2 separate regions of the Homo sapiens genome follow, and region 2 is linked to region 1. A link is a contact called in ENCODE Hi-C data. All regions are on one chromosome and are shown on one strand. Each heading gives the region's core, a stretch centred on a gene start or an enhancer-like site at or near the end of the contact. The rest is flanking DNA. Distances are from core to core; before and after follow the strand shown.

What was found. A loop is a pair of places that touch in the nucleus more often than their neighbours do. Pooled maps may share reads with other maps.
Region 2: a map with no recorded cell type shows a loop between it and region 1 (5-fold over the local background). The contact joins two enhancer-like sites. A Hi-C loop is called at or near these places in 2 of 37 single-sample maps with no recorded cell type and 1 of 50 pooled maps.

Annotation. Positions count from the first base shown.
Region 1 is chr18:58,990,088-58,992,912 of GRCh38, forward strand. No RefSeq gene overlaps it. Among named protein-coding and RNA genes, the nearest start is that of ZNF532, 130 kb to the left of the region's middle. Within about 2 kb of position 1,469, at least 9 of the 41 ENCODE cell types and tissues checked have a DNase peak (open chromatin) inside an H3K27ac peak, as active enhancers do.
Region 2 is chr18:63,154,036-63,157,095 of GRCh38, forward strand. All of the region lies in intron 2 of BCL2 (BCL2 apoptosis regulator), which reads right to left. Among named protein-coding and RNA genes, the nearest start is that of BCL2, 160 kb to the right of the region's middle. RefSeq lists an enhancer at 1,050-1,199. Within about 2 kb of position 1,561, at least 22 of the 41 ENCODE cell types and tissues checked have a DNase peak (open chromatin) inside an H3K27ac peak, as active enhancers do.

The sequences.
Region 1 (2,825 bases), core at 219-2,718:
TCAGGGGATCAAAATTACCTTAAGTATCTTTTCTGACCACAATGGTGTGAAACTTGAAATCAGTAACAGGAGAAATCTTGGAAAATTCACAAATAAGTAGAAATTAAACAACATGGGTCAAAGAAGAAATAAAAAAGAAAATCAAAAAAATCTTGAGACAAATAGCAACTATGTACCAAACACCTATGGGATGCAGCAGAAGCCATTCCAAGAGGGAAATTTATAGCAAGAAATGCCCATATTTCTGTGAAAAGTCTCTCTTCATGCTACTAGAAGTTTCTGGAGTAGCCAGTTGTCATTCTATAGTCACTGTTACCCCCAATCAACCCATTCTGAACAGCCCAGCCTCAGTTCACATGGTTTGAGTATAAGGCTGAATTTGAGACTAGGCTACTCTCAGTCTTTTCAGAGTATTTTCTTTTCACATCCATTTTTTCTTCACAGTCCCAATGGATTTTGAATGTTTTAGTAACGATTCAATACATTGGATAAAACTTTAATGATCTTAGCCTACATTTTTCTAGGCATTTGCTCATTTATATTTGCTGCCTTCTTTGGAAATCTAGATTTGGGGGTACCCTAGATCCTGTTTCAATTAAGGTCCCAGCAGAATGCAGTGCAGCACACTGCAAAAGGTTTAACTTTCAAGAAATTAAGGAAGGGACTATACACAGAGCTGTGTGCTGGAACAAGGCCTGAGAAGCCTGAGTAGGGGTGGAAGCTGGAGCTGTGGGAAAAGGGCACTCAGGAAGAGCCACTGCCAGAGCCACAGTGAAGCCAGGAAGGTGTGGGGAGCGGAATCACCAGGAGGCCCTCTCATCACACTCAAAGATTTCCTGCCCGCACCTCCCACCTGCCAAAGCTAAATACAAGCTAGATGACAAGGCAGCCACAGTAATAGTCTATAGATGTCCGTGTGTTGGGCACAAAACAGGACAAAGAAGGGTGGATGAAGGATCTGGGTTTCCGAGTGGGAGGTTATAATGATCACTGACACGTGGCATGCACTTTCAGGAGTGCGTGTTCTATGCCTGTTTTGTCAACATGCATTTTGTCCCCTACAGGCAGGCTCTCCAATGGAATACGGTACTTCAGATTCTACATTTACCCTTTCTAATTACCTTGCCAGGTTTCTCCTGGAATTATACCTTTTCCCTAGTGGTTATTTTTATGCAAGGAAACAGAATCACATTTCCCAGAAGATATTCCTTACCAGTTTCTAAATTCAATTTATGAGGTTAGTTCTGACTCATCACGTAGCGCTATTTATAATGTTTCCCAGTATTTAAGGGAACTGATTATTAAATTTGCTGTGCTATTTTATTGCAAGCTGCTTTATCCTTGAGCTTTTCTTATAGTTAGAACTGTACATTACATGACCATGGCAGATCTATTTGCAAATACAATCCTTGGCAAGACCATGTTTTCACCCGGGGGAGTTCTATAATTAGAGTCCACCATAGCACACCTCCAAGTCCAACTCAGTTCCAGAAAGTGTGGGTTTCGCCCCTGAGTCCATGAGTCATTTCCTGACCTTCAGGTCATGTCATGCTTAATTGGATTGGTTATTTTTGGAGAACAAATGCTATTTGTTTTTTAAAAAAGAACAAGGTAGGCACAGGTCCGCTGATCAGAGAGGATGGTGTGATGTTGACAAGAGTTAACGGGAAGTAGAGCAACATCTTCCACCCTTTCCAAGGTGGAAACAGATGCATCTGTAAGCAGGAGTAATGAATGTCTCTACTTTGCCAGTTCAGCACCTGAACTTCCCTTTCCAGTGTTGGGGGTACCTGCCATTGTATGAATCTTGGCAAGAGATAGATCTTACCTCCCACTGCAGAATCCAGAAGGTCACTCACCCTGACTCCCAGCAGCCTAACTTCAGGCACGGGATGACCAAAACTATGCTCCTGCTCGACTCTTCAGTAGGTGATACAAAGGAGCGGGCCAGTTCAACACCATTTGTCTGGTGGCGTGATGGCAGCATAGTGGCAATGGCCGTGGTGACTCTGAATTGAGAGTAGACTTGTGAACTGTTTGTCAAGGTGAGGGAAGTCAGTTTGTCTTTAAGGAACTACTGAATGTCTTGGACACAAGCAGTGCCAACATCATGGGGAGAACCTAAAGTTTAGACTCTTGGTTCCCTCTGAATAAGACACCAGCTAAACAACATGCCAGTCTCTGTTGTTTCAGAAGAGACCAAAATAAATGGAAGCGAGTGCCTTTCAATTGCTATAAGACCAGCCCCGGAAGACCTCCCTGCTCCCGTCACCATATCTAACCTCACCTCCTATCACTTCCCCCTACTCCCATGTCACTCCTTTTCGTTCCTATCCACGATTCATATTCCTGTTACAGGACCTTGGCACATGCTCTTCCTTCTCGTGGAATGCTCTTTCCCCAGTTCTCATGAGGGTTTTTCACATGTTTCACATCCGGTCCATGCAGAAGTCCCCCGCCTGGAGAGCCTTCCCCAATTCCCTTACTGAAATGTGCCCACCCCACTGAGCACACACCTGCTTTGCCACTCTCCATCTCCGCTTCCCATTATTTTTCTCCCTGGCACTTATCACTGCCTGACATGATATGCTTATGTGCTAAGTGTCTGCCATCCCCTGGAAGAATGTTCTAAGATTTTCCATGAACTCTCTGCTTGCTTTCTAATCTGAAACTGCCATTTCCTCTCATTGCAAGAGGCATTCTTCCTTTTGCGGCCTGAGAGCAGTGGGTATTAGTTATATTTTCCCCTTTGATCCTTATTCTGGACAGTCAAAACTGATCCTTGTTTTCTCAAACCCATTGCCAAGTGATGGGAGCCCGAATGC
Region 2 (3,060 bases), core at 311-2,810, 4.2 Mb after region 1:
TCTGCATATCCATCAGGTACATCAAACCCAACACAGCACAAAGGGAACTGATTACACCTTCCCAAAATCTGCCTCTAAGGGTCTAATCAGCCCCCTTGACAGCCCTCAGCCTATATCCTAGCAGAAAAACCGGGGTGATCCTCAACTCCTCCCTCTTCTTTTCCTATGGACACACCATCACTGTCATCTCCACCTTACAGAAGTCTCTTAGGATGTCTCCTCTTTCTGGTCTTACAGAAGCCACTTCTGTTCACCCCACTGCATGGCTTACCTAGACAGTGGCAAGAAGCTCCCAACCGATCTTCCCTCATCTTGCCCCATTCAGCTTCCCTCTGGAGTATTCCCAGGGTGTCTGCTAGACCCACAAAGCAGTTGCGTCCCTCTCTCTTATCCAAATGCCCTGAGTGGCTCCTGTTATCCACAGGGCGAGCTGGCCCTGACCCACGCTTCCAGACTCCCCTCTCCCCACACCCACTGCTTGCCTTGAACTCCATGTGATTACTGGCAGCATCAGCTGCAGCCTCGTTCCTCTACAGATCCTGGCTCACATGCATCCTCAGGCTGGGATGCCACTCTGCCTTTTGCACACCTCTCCACACTCAGCTCAAATACCACCTCCTCTGTGAAGCCTTTCTTGACCAAGCCCCCACCTCCCCATCATGCCCTTTTCTTATTCTGCCCCCTCAAGGCTCACCAGTGAACTCACTGCCACCTGTCTCTCTCCTCCTTGGGGGCACTGGCTACATTTTCTTCATCTTGGTTTTCCCAGGTTCTGATAGTGCCTGGCACCTTGTAAAAGCTGTGTGCATGTTTGCAGAATGAATGAGTAAACACATGGAAATTAAAACTATTTAAACAGGTCCATAAAGATTGTGTTATGCTCAAGGAAGATGGATTCATTACACATCTCAAAAGAACCTCAGGACCTTCTGGGACTGGAATGGCAACACCGTGTGGGGTAAGGAGCCTAGAACGTTCAGTTATGTTCTCAAGTCGTCACAGCTTCACCTTACCCAAGATATCTAACATCTCTGAGCCTCAACTTATTCATCTATAAGAATAAGAGGACGCTACAACATCAACCACAAAGGCTGGGGTGAGAACGACACGGGCTCATGATGCCAAACGTCTGGTGGAGGTCGGCACAGGGCGGGCAGAGGTGGCAAATGGCAGTGTCCTTTGTCCCCAATCAACAGAACTGAGCTGAACATGAGACTCTGAGAAAGGCTCGGGACAGCAGGGCCACAGCACGTCTCCTGGCCTCCAGGGACAGTCAACTTGAGGAGGCGACAAATCTCATTTGCAAAGGTGAGAAACTGTACAGCAAGTCAACAGTATCGGATGAGTCACGAGACAGGACGTGATTGATGTCGGGTGGGCGTGGAATGTGCTGTGCATTGCGTGGGGAGGGCCCTTAGTGGGGGTGAGCTTGGTGGGAAAAGGAGGGTCTCGGAGGGTCCAGCTGCTGGGGTGGAGGCCACAGGGGCCCAGGAGTGCAGGGTGGGCGCGGTAAAGAGACTGCCGTTGTTGCCTTTAGGCTGTTCTGCTGCTCTCTGCTTCCCCCTGTTGGCTTGGGAGGGAAGAGTAGGGCTGTTGGCTGAGACGGACGTTAGAGCGAGCAGGTGAGAAGAGGCTGGGAGGAACCGGCAATGCAGCGACCAGGAGCAGGTGGTGGAGCGGGGAAGAGAGAGGGAGGGCTGCTTGGCCAGATGCCAGGCACTCTGCCAATTGCAGGCCCTGCAGATCTTGCCCCGAGCTCAGGGTCACCTTGAACCCTCTCCTTTCTTTCTCCAGAGTGCTTGTCGCACCCTCTCCCTTCCTGGGGCCCTCACTCATGTTCTCCTTGGAGGTTAGAGGCCCATCCTCCCTCTCCCAGGACCCTTCCCCGCCTCCCCAGCCAGTGTGGGCCATTGGTGTGACCAAGGTGAGGGGCACTTGGTGTTCTTGGGACTCTTGTTCTTTTTCTTGCTTGAGGGCATTTCTCAAGTAAGACCAGAGATCATTTTAGCCCTGAGTGTCCCAGTTAATATTCATGAGGCTTGCTGAGAAGCCAAAAAAAAAAAAAAAAAAAGGCTTGGACGGCATCAGACGGGCTGGCAGGGGAGGGGGGTGTTCAAAGAGGAGAAGAAAGCAAGAGCCAACATAGAGTCTTGCCCAGCAATAGCATGGAAGGGAGTGGCAGCCCATTGTCCCTCAGGAAAATAAACTGCAAATAACTTTTCCCGTTTGTGTCAATCTAGTGCTTTCAACTTACAAACTATTAGTAGGCTTTAGAACTTAGATCAATTGACATTCTGGGTCAGGTAATTCTTTGTTGTGGGGAGGACGGGCTGCCCTGTGCACTGGAGGATGTTTAGCAGCTTCTCTGGCCTCTGCCCACGACATGCCAGCGGAAACCCTTGTCTAGTGTGAAAACCCGAAATGTCTCCAGGCCGTGCCAAATGTCCCCTGGAAGGCAAAGTCATCCCCATGGAGAACCACTGCCTTAGATTATTGTTAGGTGCTACCCAAATGCCCAACACCTGTACTGGCCCCTCCAGTCTCACCCTCATCTGAGCACTGCAAGAACGTCCCACCCTGGCGTCCACCTCCCCCGTCCACCTGATGTTTACGTAAACAGAAACAGAAGCTTCTTTCAGAAGCCAAGGAATCTCCTCCCAAGTCCAGACGTTGTGGGTTGGGGGTGGGGGTGCAGGAATGCCTCTAACTCTGCTCAGTAACTGCAACCCCATGGACTTCATAATGGCCAAGGGGACTCCACACCCAAAGCCCTCATTCCCCAATTTCCTGGGCAGCCAGGGATCCAGGTAGAAACGCTTGCCCAGGAGGCGTCTCTCTGGTGGAGGAGTAAACCTTGGAGAATTTGCCCTCCGTTTTCTTCCCTCGCTTTCTTCTCCATTTTCTCTCCCAGGAGCTAGCTGGTGAGTAGCTACCGCAGCTACTCATGTGAACATGAATCTGGGGCCACCCTTTTTCAAATTTCAACAGCAAGTCCTGGAACTAAACAAGAAAGCCTTTGCACAAATAAACAATTAAGTTAATTGTGGGTCTGACAAATAT